Regions from separate parts of the Homo sapiens genome. Here region 1 is linked to region 2. Evidence: chromatin contacts called from ENCODE Hi-C or POLR2A ChIA-PET data. All regions are on one chromosome and are shown on one strand. Each heading gives the region's core, a stretch centred on a gene start or an enhancer-like site at or near the end of the contact. The rest is flanking DNA. Distances are from core to core; before and after follow the strand shown. Region 1 holds the start of FIBCD1-AS1 (FIBCD1 antisense RNA 1). Region 2 has its middle 34 kb from the start of EXOSC2.

The links. A loop is a pair of places that touch in the nucleus more often than their neighbours do. ChIA-PET counts read pairs that join two places held with the same protein, here RNA polymerase II (POLR2A). Pooled maps may share reads with other maps.
Region 1: a map of PC-3 shows a loop between it and region 2 (4-fold over the local background). The contact joins the promoter of FIBCD1-AS1 here to the enhancer-like site in region 2. A Hi-C loop is called at or near these places in 8 of 168 maps with a recorded cell type or tissue (Caco-2, GM11168, OCI-LY7 and 5 more), 20 of 37 single-sample maps with no recorded cell type and 9 of 50 pooled maps. POLR2A ChIA-PET finds 5 or more read pairs at or near these places in 5 of 52 experiments (BJ, HepG2, K562 and 2 more).

What each region holds. Positions count from the first base shown.
Region 1 is chr9:130,939,096-130,945,792 of GRCh38, forward strand. FIBCD1-AS1 (FIBCD1 antisense RNA 1) reads left to right here and starts at 1,251. Exons shown (of 3, transcript XR_930398.3): 1 at 1,251-1,347; 2 at 5,185-5,277; 3 at 6,128-6,425. FIBCD1 (fibrinogen C domain containing 1) reads right to left here and starts at 152. Exons shown (of 7, transcript NM_032843.5): 1 at 1-152. RefSeq lists enhancers at 1-784, 2,230-2,449 and silencers at 29-238, 2,007-2,301, 4,218-4,391.
Region 2 is chr9:130,724,612-130,731,448 of GRCh38, forward strand. It overlaps a transcript of ABL1 not described here and the pseudogene RPL37P17. Among named protein-coding and RNA genes, the nearest start is that of EXOSC2, 34 kb to the left of the region's middle. RefSeq lists enhancers at 4,884-5,720, 5,721-6,557. Within about 2 kb of position 3,585, at least 4 of the 41 ENCODE cell types and tissues checked have a DNase peak (open chromatin) inside an H3K27ac peak, as active enhancers do; they include PC-3, where a contact is called at or near this core.

The DNA.
Region 1 (6,697 bases), core at 1-2,500, 210 kb after region 2:
GCGGCCGGCCGGAGGGCAGCAAACAGCCGCGGGCGGCCCGGCTCCTGCTGGCTCCCGGAGGGGCCTGAGAGCCCCCCGGCGGCGCCTCTGCACAAACTTCCTCCCGGACCGGACTCACACAAGTCACCATGCGCGGGGCGGGCCCCGAGGGCGCCCCCGCCGGCCGGTTCGGCGTCTCCGGGGAGTGGCGCGGCGCTCCTTCCGGCTCCCTCCCGGCTCAGGACGCAGGGCTCGCCCCAAGACCCAGGCTGCGCCGGGGGCAGTTTCGGTGGGGTGCGCCCCCTGCGGGCCCCCGAGGTCTGGGTCCAGGTCCCGGGGCAAGTGCGCCCAGCTGTGGGGTCTCCAGCCCCCGGGGACCTCCCTGCGCCGGACCCCGACGCGTGAGCCTGGCCGGTGGGCGTCCCAGTCCGCGTCCGCAGACCCGTGCCCTCGCGCCCGCGGTCGGAAAGCCCACACGACGCCCCCTTGCCCGGGCGGCCCGTGGGCGAAATGGGGGTCCCCACCACTGCCACAGCCGCCGGCGCTGTGGTCGCGAGTACCAGCCGCTCCGCGCTCGGCCGCGCTCCCGGCCGATCGCCCGCGCTCCCCGGCGCGCCCCGCGTGGTCCCAGCCCCCGCCTTCTCCTCCGCCGGGAGGGGATTTGTGCCAGGAGGGGGCTTCTTAGTTGCCCCTTCCCACCAGCAGCACTTTTAAAAGCATTTAATCCGCCCGGAGCGGCCTTCGGAGGTAATTGACAAAGTCCTTAATCTGCGCGGCGAACGAGCTGCTATTGTGGCTTCTGACCGGGAGGCGCCCACACTGCCCGACGCCGCGCTCCCCTCCCGCCGCCCCGCCGAGCCCGCCGGCCGCCCCTCCTCCGCCCCTTTCTGCGTCCCCATCTTTTTCTGCTCCCCCAGCTCCAGACAGACCCCCGTTCCCCGCCCCCGCTTCTCCCCAAAGCTGTTTTCCGGCTCCCGGGGCGCCTTGGCCGCCGCGCTGTTCCCTGGCACCGTCTCCGTCTCTCCCCCACTGGCTGCCAGTCTGTCGCCCCATCTTCGTCCCTCTCCCGATCCCTCTACGCGTCCGGCACTGGCGGGGCAGACTGGTTGGGGGTGGGGGCCGCGTCCAGCCTGGGCTGGGGCACTCCCTGGACCCCGGAGCGGGGGACCCTGTGGCCCGGTGCCATCCGAGGAGACTGCCACCCGCCAGGCGCTGGGTTCACAAACCACCGGCTGTTTGTCCCCAGCCGCCTTTTCCTTCCAGGACAACCGCTGGCCTCACCTACGGCCCGATCCCGGCTTCCCGGACTGAGGCTGCCCGGGAGTTGGAGAGGATCCCACAGCAATGGCTGGGAGTCAGGAGACCCAGGTTCCAATTCTGGCCTCTGGCCCTTTCTGGCCCCTCGGCCTTTCCTATGAATTAAGAGGGTCAGCAGGTGATCTAGAGGGCCCTCAGACTTGGGAAGAAGGATGTGGTGGAGGGCACAGGGCCCTGGCTGTGTGGCTGAGGGCAAGCAACATACCTCTCCGAGCCTCAGTTTCCCCATGTAAGCCAAAGGGTTGACTGCACACGCTTCAGAAGGGCTCTGCCACAGTGCATCACAGCACCTGAGCAGGGCAAGGCTCAGATGTTCCTGCTGTGACCTTGGGCAGATTCCACGTCATCCCCAAGCCTCAGTTTCCTCGTAAACAAGGACTTGCCTATTGGTGGGGAGTGGCGAGGTTTGCAGGCCCTTGTGCAGTTACAGGCACAAAGCGGGCAGGTGGCGGAAATGCAAGGCTCTGACTCCACAGTTTGGCGAGAGGATGTAAACTCCAGACGCATTTGTGCACAGATGAAAGATCACCCTGGGGGGTGGAGCGGGGGTGGGGGGCTGAACTGAGAACCCACGGGAGGGGTGCTAAGGACCAACGGAGGAGGTCTTGGAGATGTGCTCAGAGTAGTCAGGGAGGCATCCTGGGATGGAGGGGTGTGAGCCCGCCCCCAAGGCCCATGAAGGCAGCATCCAGAAGTCTGGGTGCTGAAGGAAAGGCATTTCCAATGGCGGGGCCGCAGAAGGGAAGGCGGAGCTAGGGGAGTGACCCGGGCGTACCTGGGCAGGTGCAAACCGGAGGACCGGAGGACGCTCTGGAGGATCGCCTCCCGGGCCTGCAGAAGCGCGGTTGGACAGGTGAGCGGGGGCCACCTAGCGGCTCCTGCTGGGAGTGTTGGAGGAGGTTGGAGGTTGAATCATCTCACCTGCTCAGCCACAGGTTCAGCCTGCGGGAGTGCCTTACGTGTGTGTCTTCGGGAGCGGGCCTCACTCTGTCACCCCCTCTGTGCTGACGCCTCTGCTCAACACCCCAGGAGAAGGGTCAGCCGTGATGCAGGACTGGCATGAGCCTGCAGGCGTCTGCTCAGCGCTTTACACACTGCACTCAGCAGACACACTTAGGACATCGTTCTGGAAGAAGGGAGGGCCGCCCCCATTCACTGGAGCCTCCGAATTGGTGGAGAGGAATAAAATGGAAGTGGATCCCAGAAGCCAGTGCTGACCCACAGCCAAGATCTGTGCGAGAGAAAGGGCAGCCGACCCCACAGAGCAGACAGGCCCTCCACCCTCGGATTTCCCTTTGACAAGGCTGATGACCACAGAGCACTGGGGGCGAGCTGGGCTGTGCTCAGCAGGTGGGACAGGACAGAATCAGGGCTTTCCAGCCAGCCCAAGACTGAGCATTCCTTGTCAGGGACGAGCCAGCACCTCAGGGTGCCAGAACACAGGACCGGGAGGCTGCATGGTATTAGACTCGAGGTTGCCTGGTAACTTGTTCACTCTCTGCGCATCCCCTCACCTTCCTCTTTCTGGCTCACCAATTCTGCCTGTTCCTACTTTGCCTTTCCAAGGCCACCTGGATATGATGGCCCCACCAATGGGCAACTCCTATCTAGGACTGAACCAGGCATATCAATCATAAGTGGCAGATGGCCAAAGACAGCTGTCCTTGGTCAGGTACCAACCCATCAGACCTTGGTCAGGTCCAATGTGGGGGCATGGCTGCTGGGGCCCTAATGCAGGACCCCTCCCTTAGCAGGGAGTGGGTGCAGGGCAGGCAGTACGGCGACATGGGAGGGGTGGAAAAATAGTCCATGGGGAGACAAGGAAGAGCAGCAAGGGACATAGGGGGACAACATTCAGGGTGCCAGCCGTGACCAACAGCCACCTGTTGGAAGCACCCTCACGCTCAGCGCTGTGCTGGGCACCTCATATCCTCCCAGCCCCCTAATAAGTGAATACTATTGTCCCCACTTTGTGGATGAGGAAACTGATTCAGAAAGGTAAATTACATGACCTGGGTAATTGTGTAATTAATAAGATGATACGATCAATATGGGGCCAGGCACAGTGGCTCACACCTGTAACTCCAGCACTTTGGGAGACCGAGGCAGGTAGATCATCTGAGATCAGGAGTTCGAGACCAGCTTGGCCAACATGGTGATACCCCATCCCTACTAAAAATACAAAATTAGCAGGTGTGGTGGTGCACTCCTGTAATCCCAGCTACTCCGGAGGCTGAGGCAGGAGAATCACTTAGAACCTGGGAGGCAGATGTTGCAGTGAGCCGAGATCGTGCCACTGCACTCCAGCCTTGGCGACAGAGTGAGACTGTCTCAAAAAAAAAAAATCAATATGGAATTACCATTTACCAAACATTTCCATGTGCTGGATACAGCAATACCATTAACAATACCATCTTATTTCAAGTAATCCTCACCCAAGACCTGTAAGTGTTATTAATAGCCTCATTTTCTAGATGAGGCAACAGAAGCTCAGAGAGGTTAAGTAACTCAATCAAGACCACACAGCCATTGGTGGGGCAGAATTTTTTTTTTTTTTTAACACGGAGTCTCGATCTGTCGCCAGGCTGGAGTGCAGTGACGCAATCTCGGCTCACTGGCTCTCTGCAACCTCTCGGGTTCAAGCGATTCTCCTGCCTCAGCCGCCCAAGTAGCTAGGACTACAGGCACACGCCACTACGCCCAGCTAATTTTTGTATTTTTAGTAGAGACAGGGTTTCACCATGTTGGCCAGGATGGTCTCGATCTCTTGACCTCATGAATTGCCCACCTCAGCCTCCCAAAGTGCTGGGATTATAGGCATGAGCCACTGCGCCTGGCCGGTGGGGCAGAATTTGAACCCTAGTGTGTGCACTTCCAGAGACTATCTCTCTTTCTTCAATACCTCGGTGCCTCTTCGTCTGCCAGAGCTGGGCCTGAGCCACCCGGTGAGCGTGCTGAGCCAGCATGCAGCAGGGCTTAGCGGACGTGGGCAGAATAGCCAATGTGCCAGTCTCTCGGGGCCTGGGGGACTGGCTGGCCAGAAGGTCGGGACCTCTGGTCCCCATCCACTCAGCCTCTGCCCCGCACTGCCAAGGGTACTCAGCTCTCGCCATAAAGCTGTTTCAACTTGACTCTGACAGTCACATTTATCATTAAAAATAAATGTATCTTGGCTTCTGTGGCGTGGAAAACTACTGTGCAGTGATTCAATGGGCTTGTCACCCCTCACGGTTAGGCACGGGGAGCTGAATGACTGGATGGTCTCCAACGCCAGCTCCTCATTTTCTGCGGCTGGAGCCAGAAATGTACAGTGGGCTGACATTTAATTTAGAATCCAACATACCTTGACATAAACCCATAATACAAAGGCGGGGGTGGGGGTGGGGGCTGCCAAGCCTGGTCGGGGTCGGGGGGGAGTCCAAGTGACAGGGCGAATTTCTTTCTTTCTTTCTTTTTATTTTGCTTTGTCAACATTGAGTGGTGATGACAGACGAGAGGCCGTGATCAAAGGCGAGAATTAGCACGGAGAGAATGTGTGTGAGTGTGTGTGTGTGTGTGTGTGCAGCCTGTGTGTCAATTCATGGGTGCATGGGTGGTGCGTCTGTGCCCTGAGCCCACTGGGATGCTGTGTGTGGCATCTTGCGATGTGTCCGAGGCTGGGCTGTCAAGACTGAGGCTAGAACCCCGGAGCAGGACAACGTGGTCACTCCGGGTGAGGACAGCACCTGCCAGTTCTGTCTTTGTGTCCCTAGCACTTACCGAAGGTCTTCTAACACAGTCAGTGCTCAATAAATGCAGAGCAGGAAGGGGAAACGTGATTTTAAAAGCTGGATGCAGAGTTCCTCTTAGGGAGAAAACTGGCTTTTTTTTTTTTTCTTTTTTCAGCAGAACATCCTGATGGACTATTTAGGTGTGAAAAGCAGAGGCTCAGGGGCTGACCTGGGAGGAGAAGCTGCAGGAAACCCAGCAAGAAATGCCCAGGTGGAGGGGTGGAGGGGTGGAGGGGTGGAAGGGTAGAGGGCTGGAGGGGTGGAGGGCTGGAGGGGTGGAAGAGTGGAGGGGTGGAGGGGTGGAGGGGTGGAAGGGTGGAAGGGTGGAGGGGTGGAAGGGTGGAGGGGTGGAAGGGTGGAGGGGTGGAAGGGTGGAGGGGTGGAGGGGTGGAGGGGTGGAGGGGTGGAAGGGTGGAGGGGTGGAAGGGTGGAGGGGTGGAGGGGAGAGAGCATGAGGTGGGGGGCAGAGTCCCCAGGCAGTTGGGATTCCGGGGAGGGACCACAGTGCTGGGAACCACAGCACTGACGCCATACACACCAGGGGATGTTTGCTCTTGCATGGAAAGTGATTTTCAGTGTCATGCTGCAGAATCCCATACGTTATCCTTCAGTCCTTGGTATAAAGTCCTCCCTGCTCAGTAGTCTTGTGTTGGTGATGGTTTGGGGAAATGAAAAGAGTGGGCCCTGCCCCACACCAAAGTCCAGGAAGGGAAGAAGGAGCTGTCCAGCACAGGTGGGGAGGGGAGAAGAGGGGTCCTATTGGGACCCAGAATTCAGACTGAGCAGGAAATCCAACCAGGGGTTGAGGAGGGATTACCTGAGCTTGTATCACTTCAACCTGCATTTTAGAGACACATTCTAATCTCACAGATGCAGAATTTGGGGATCCCTGGACAGCTAACACTTGGGGTGCAAATGTTTCTTGTTGAATGAGAGGAACTGGGTGTAGTAAATGAAATTCTTGCATGGAAGTCTGAATACAACTGGTGGCCGCATCCCGACCAACAGACAAGAGGACAAACTTTCAAAAATGCTGTGTCTTCTTCTCATCCTTCTTTTAGAGTCTGTCTACCAGAATTCCACCATCTGAAGTCCCCGGGGTGCAAATCCTGTTTGCTGTTAATTCTTCCAGCTCTCACGTATGGTGGCTTGTTGTGTCACGTGTTTTGCAATTTTGCATTGCGCGTTCCATCTTTGTCAGAGCTTTATCCGTGGGAATCGGTGTGTCTAGGCTGGGAGTCCGTCTCTCCCTGGGGGGTGAGCTTATACTTCCACGAGGCACCAGAAGACACTCCAAACCCAAGACTGCTTGAAGTTTAGTTCCCATCTTGCATGTAGAATAAATTCAGATCCAAAATATTCATGAGAACAGGCCTGTGGTTATTAATTTATGGGGGAAGTTTTTTCCTTGTCATCTTCCTAGTTTCCTTGTCATCTTCCTTTTTCTCCTGCAGAGAGAATTTTCCTACTCTGTCAGTTCACTGAGGGTGTGGCCCTGGCTTTATGTTGGGTCTGACTCCCTGCCTCCTTGGGGCCTAAGGCCTGTGTCCTGGGCCATGACACGCAAGGACATGGTGCCCATAACTGGTGATGCCCTGGGCCTCCATGGCTTCAGCCCCAGCTGCTCTGGG
Region 2 (6,837 bases), core at 2,335-4,834:
CCAGCCTGGCCAACATGGTGAAAACCCATCTTTACTTAAAAATTAGCCAGGCGTGGTGACGCATACCTGTAATCCCAGCTACCTGGGATTGTGCCACTGCACTCCAGCCTGGGCGACAGAGCGAAACCCTGTCTTTAAAAAAAAAAAAAAAAAAAAAAAGCAAATAAATTCTTGAGATGAACTGGATGCTGCAACAGCTGCCCTTTTGGGTTTAGGTGTTGTTCCTTTATGGAAATCCACGCCGCTTCATTCGCCCAGTCCCTGTGGCCTTTAGTCTTTTAGCCTTGGCACACCAGTCATACTTCCTCTTGCGCTTGGCGGGGTAGCCACATTTGCCACAGGTAGACTTCGGAAGGTGACAGGCCTTAGAGCCACAGTGGCCGCACAACGTGTGCATCATATTGCAACGCTTTTCAAACGATAACGTTCCCTTTGTCATCTCCCTTCTGTGTTTATTTTTTTATTGTGGTAAAATATACAGAAAAGTTACCATTTTAACCTGTTTAGGTGTATAACTCAGTGGCATTAAGTATATTCCCAGTGATGCAGTCATCATCACTATCCATTTTCAGAACTTTTTCATCATCCTAAGTAGAAACTCTGTACCCATTAAAAAATAATATCCCATTTCCCTCTTTCCCCACTTCTTGGTAACCACTTTTATGCTTTTTCTCTCTATGAATTTGCTCATTCTAGGACTTCATATAACTATAATAATACAATATTTGCCCTTTTGTGTCTGGCTTATTTCACTTAGTGTTTTTGTTTGTTTGTTTGTTTGTTTTTGAGACGGAGTTTTGCTCTTGTTGCCCAGGCTGGAGTGCAATGGCGCGATCTCGGCTCACTGCAACCTCTGCCTCCCAGGTTCAAGCAGTTCTTCTGCCTCACCCTCCCAAGTAGCTGGGATTACAGGCATGTGCCACCATGCCTGGCTAATTTTGTATTTTTAGTAGAGATGGGGTTTCTCCATATTGGTCAGGCTGGTCTCGAACTCCTGACCTCAGGTGATCCGCCTGCCTAGGCCTCCCAAAGTGCGGGGATTACAGGCATGAGCCACCGTGCCTGGCCTCACTTAGCATGTTTTAAAGGTGCATCTGTTGTTACGTGTATCAGAATTTCTTCTTTTTTAAGGCTGAATAATATCCCATTGTGTGTGTATATATATATACACACCAAATTTTGTCCATCTGTTGGTGGAACTTGTGTATGGTGGTTTTTTTTTTTTTTTTTTTTTTTTTTTGAGACAGTCTCACTCTGTCTCCCAGACTGGAGTGCAGTGGTGTGATTGCCTGAGCCCAGGAGTTCAAGCTTGCTACAACCTTGACCTCCCGGGCTCAGGCAGTCCTCCCACCTCAGCCTCTCGAGTAGCTGGGACCACAGGTGTGCACTACCACACCTGGCTAATTTAAAAAAAAAATTTATAGAGACAGAGTCTTGCTATGGTGTCTAAGCTGGTCTTGAACTCCTGGGCTCAGGTGATACTCCTGCCTCAACCTCCCAAAGTGTTAAGATTACAGGATTGAGCTCCCTTGCGCGACCTGATATTTTAATATTTTTTTTAAAAAAGTGTAATATGCATACAGAAAGGGGCACAAATTGAATGTACAGCTTGATGAATGATCACAAATGAATACCTCTGCATTCCACTATCTTGCTTAAGAAGTAGAAAATTGTGAGCACACCTCAGAAAGCCTTGTGCCCCCTTCCAGTTTCACTCCTGCCTTCCTCCTCCTCAGAGATAACTACTGTCTTACGTTTTAGCACCATCGATTAGTTTCCCTTGTTTTTGTTTTTAATATTCCCTTGTTATCCTTTTAATGTCTATAGGGTCTGTGGTGATATGCTTTTTCCATTCCTCACATTGGTAATTTGTGTTTTTTCTCTCTGTTTCTCTCTCACACACACCTTTTCAGTTAGTTTTGCTGAGGGTTTACCAATTTTATTAATCTTTTCAAAAAAAATTTGTTAACTTTCTCAATTGTTTTCCATTTTATTGATTTCTGCTCTTTATTTTCTTTCTTTTACTTAAAAAAATTTTTTTTTGTAGAGATAGGGTCTTGCTATGTTGCCCAGGATGGTCTCAAACTCCTGGCTTCAAGCGATCCTCCTGCCTTGGCCTCCTGAAGTGCTGGGATTATAGGCGTGAGCCACTGCACCCAGCCTACTTTGGGTTTAATTTGTTCTTTATTTCTAGCTTCTTAAAGTAGAAATTTAGATCGATTCCAAACCCTTCTTGTCCAACATAGGCATTTAAAGCTGTGTATTTCCTACTAAACACTGCGTTAGCTCTATCACATAAGTTCATCACATAAGTTTTCATGTGTTATTATCAAAGTGTTTGATTTCCAAGTATTTGGGAATTCTAGATATCTTGGTTTCTAATTTAATTTCATTGTGGTCAGAGAACATCTTCTGTAGAATTTCAGTCTTCTGACATTTACCAAGACTAATTTTATGGCCCAGCATATAACCTGTCTTAGTGAATGTTCCATTTGTAGTTGAAAAAAGTTTGTGTTGTTGCATGTAGTTTTCTATAAATCAAGTTGTTTCATGCTTTTGTTTAAACATCTTCTATATTCTTACTTTTTATTTTGTACTTACTTCATCTATAGCTTTGCTGAGGTTTTTTTTTTTTTGTAGAGACAAGGTTTCACCATGTTACCCAGGCTGGTCTTGAACTCCTGAGCTCAAGCAATCTGCCCTCCTGGGCCTCCCAAAGTGCTGGGATTACAGGTGTGAGCCACTGTGCCTGGCGGTATCTCTCTTTTTTACTGAGAGAGTGATGCTGAAGATCAACAGCTATAATGATATATTCGTTTATTTTTTCCTTTAATTCTATCACTTCTTTTACTCTTAAAAGCATTTATTCCGCCGGGCGTGGTGGCACACGCCTGTAATCCCAGCAATTTGGGAGGCTGAGGTGGGTGGATCACAAGTTCAGGCGTTCAAGACCAGCCTGGCCAAGATGGTGAAACCCTGTCTCTTACTAAAAATACAAAAATTAGCTGGGCTTGGTGGCAGCTGCCTATAGCTACTCGGGAGGCTGAGGCAGGATAATCCCTTGAACCCGGGGTACAGAGGTTGCAGTGAGCCGAGATCGCGCCATTGCACTCCAGCCTGGGTGACAGAGTGAGACACCGCCCCCCCCCCCCAAAAAAAAGCATTTATTAGGAAACAGGAAAGACTGAACAAGAACAAGAGAACTAAGCATGTAACTCAAGAAGCCAGAGAACCAAAGTAATCCCACAGTACACAGAAGAGAATAATAAAAATAAAAACAAATTAAGAATGGAAATGATCAATAAAACCAAAAGCTAACTTTGAAAAATATTATTGATCTAGGCACACTTCTGGTAAGACTAATGAAGAAAAAGAAAAGGTAGAATATTTAGAAAAGGAACAATATTTAGAATGAAAATATAACTATAAATACTCTCAGTTTTTGCCTCTTTTTTTGTTTGTTTGTTTTTTGGAGACAAGATCTCACTCTGTCACTCAGGCTGGAGTGCAGTGGCAATCATAGCTCACTGCAACCTCCGTCTCCCAGACTCAAGCTGTTCTCCCACCTCAGCCTCCTGAGTAGCTGGGACTATGGGCATGCGCCACCATGTCCAGCTGATTTTTTTTTTTTTTTTTTGTGGAGACGGGGTTTCATCATGTTACCCAGGCTGGTCTTGAACTCCTGAGCTCAAGCAATCTGCCCTCCTACGCCTCCCAAAGTGCTGGGATTACAGGTGTGAGCCACTGTACCTGGCTGGTTTTTTTTTTTTTTCTTTTCTTTCCTTTTTTTTTGAGACAGTGTTTTGCTCTGTCGCCCAGGCTGGAGTGCAGTGGAGTGATCTTGGCTCACTACAAGCTCCACCTCCTGGGTTCATGCCATTCTCCTGCCTCAGCCTCCTGAGTAGCTGGGACTACAGGCGCCTGCCACCACGCCCGGCTAATTTTTTTGTATGTTTTTTTAGAAGAGACGGAGTTTCACCGTGTTAGCCAGGATGGTCTCAATCTCCTGACCTTGTGATCCACCCGCCTCAGCCTCCCAAAGTGCTGGGATTACAGGCATGAGCCACTGCGCCCAGCCTGTTTTTTTTTTTTATAGTTTGTATTTTTCTGCTGAGATTCACCATGTTTTCATTCATTAGACCTGTCTTTTCCTCTAAATCCTAGAAGGTATTTGTAATAAAGACCGTGCCTGCTAATTTAAATATCTGAGTCATCTTGGGGTCTGTTTTTATTGATTGCTTTTTCTGTACATTATGAGTCAGATTTTCCTGCATTTTTGCATGTTAAATAATTTTGATTGTATGCCAGACATGTGGGTGTTATATTGTAGGGATTCTCAATCTTGTTATCTTTCTTTAAAGAAGTTTTCATTTTGTTTTGACAAGTAGTTAGGTTACTGTAGTTACTTAAATTACTGTAAGTGACTGGTCGTTAAGTTAGTTTGACCCTGCCAGGTTTGGTTTTATGCTTTGTTAGTATGGGTTTATCCTTGGTCCAGACACCCGGCCCTTAGAATAGAGGGTACTCTTTAGACTTAATGCTTGGCCTTTTTGGGGTCGAAACAAAATAACAGAGGTGCTCAGCAAAGTCTCTCCACCCTGGATGAACTGGTACTTGAATGTCTTCCAGCACTGTGAAACCTCTGTGTCTGTGCAGTTCTCAGCCTCACAGCCACCGCTGTCTGCTAAACTGCATAGAATCTGGAAGCCATGGACCCACAGGATGCCTCCCACCTTCTTCTGCCTACCTCTGTGTTCTGTCACCCCACCCATGCCCTCATCTTCTCTCAGATTTCTTGCCCTACAAATTCTACCTGCCTCAGCATCCTCAAATCCAAGTCTTTGCTTCCTCAGTTCACAGAGATGGCTGCTGTCAGTTTAGGTTTCATCTCCCTGCACTGTGTTTGGGAAGGTGCCCCAGGCAGGAAGTTGGAAGCAACATGCAACTTACCTTATGTTTTTCTCTTTCCTCAAGGGTCACAGCCTTGCCTTGCCTTGCCTGTCATCTAATGCCTGAAAACAGTCGTCTCAAATATTTTATTCAGCCATACAGTTGTTTAGGACAAAAGGATATCTAATACCACTTTTACTGCATTATGGACAGAAGCAGAAGTTCAATTCTGCATATTCTTTTTTTTTTTTTAAGATGGAGTCTCACTCTGTCGCCCAGGCTGGAGTGCAGTGGTGTGATCTTGGCTCACTGCAACCTCCACCTCCTGGGTTCAAGCGATTCTCCTGCTTCAGCCTCCTGTGTAGCTGGGACTACAGGCATGCACCACCACACCAGGCTATTTTTTTTTTTTTTTGCATTTTTGGTAGATAGGGTTTCATCATGTTGGCCAGGCTGGTCCCGAACTCCTGACCTCAAGTGATCCACCTGCCTTGGCCCCCCAAAGTGCTGGGATTACAGGCGTGAGCCACTGCGCCCAGCCAGACTTTTTTTTTTTTTTGAGATGGAATTCTGCTCTTGTTGCCCACGCTGGAGTGCAATGGTGCAATCTTAGCTGACCGCTACCTCCGCCTCCTGGGTTCAAGTGATTCCCCTGCCTCAGCCTCCCGAGTAGCTGGAATATGGACATGTGCCACCAAACCCAGCTAATTTTGTGTTTTTAGTAGAGACGGGGTTTCTCTGTGTTGATCAGGCTGGTCTCGAACGCCCAACCTCAGGTGATCCGCCCACCTCGGCCTCCCAAAGTGCTGGGATTACAGGCGTGAGTCACCGCGCCTAGCCTCCGGCCAGACTTTTAAATGTTAGCCTTGCAGGTAGTTGTGCAGTAGTATCTCCCAGCCTTAATTTGCTCTTCTTTGATGACTCATGAGGTTAAGCACCTTTTCATATGTTTACTGGCCATTTGGAATATATGTGTACCTATGTATCTCTTGCCAGTTCACCTCTTTTGTCCATTTTTCTATTTATGTTTATTCCTCATTGATTTTTAGGAGTTATTTATATTTTTTTTCCTTTTTTTTTCTTTGTTTGAGGCAGAGTCTTATTCTGTTGCCCAGGCTGGAGTCCAGTGGCACAGTCTCGGCTCACTCCAACCTTGACCTCCTGGGCTCAAGCGGTCCTCCAACTTCATCCTCCTGAGTAGCTGGGACTATAGGTGTGTGCCACCACTTCTGGTTAATTTTGGCATTTTTTGTAGAGTTGGGGTTTTACCATGTGGCCCAGGCTGGTCTCAAACTCCTGAGGTCAAACCATCCACCCACCTCGGCCTTCCAAAGTGCTGGGATTACAGGTGTGAGCTACCGTGCCTAGCCTGTGTACTCTCAATACAGGTCCTTCGTTGGGTGTATTTATTATGACTATTTTCTTACACTTTGTGGTTCACCTTTTCACTCTTTATTTACATAATTATAGCCATTGTGCGTTTTCACTCTATCTCTCTTTTTTTTTTTTTTTTTTTTTTTTTTGAGACAGAGTCTTGCTCTGTCACTCAGGCTGGATTACAGTGGTGTGATCTCGGCTCACTGCAACCTCCGCCTCCCAGGTTCAAGAGATTCTCCTGCCTCAGTCCCCCGAGTAGCTGGGATTACAGGCGCCCACCACCATGCCCAGCTAGTTTTTGTGTTTTTAATAGAGAAGGGGTTTCACCATGTTGGCCAGGCTGGTTTTGAACTCCTAACCTCAGGTGATCCACCCACCTTGGCCTCCCAAAGTGCTGGGGTTACAGACGTGAGCCACTGCGTCCGGCTGCTTTTTCACTCTCTTAATGGTGTCTTTGATAAACCTTAATTTTGACTTAGTCTAATTTAATCTTTTATGGTTAGTACTTTTTTTGTGGTCTGTGTAAGAAATCTTTGTGTCTACCCTAAGGTCACAAAGAAGTTTCACTCT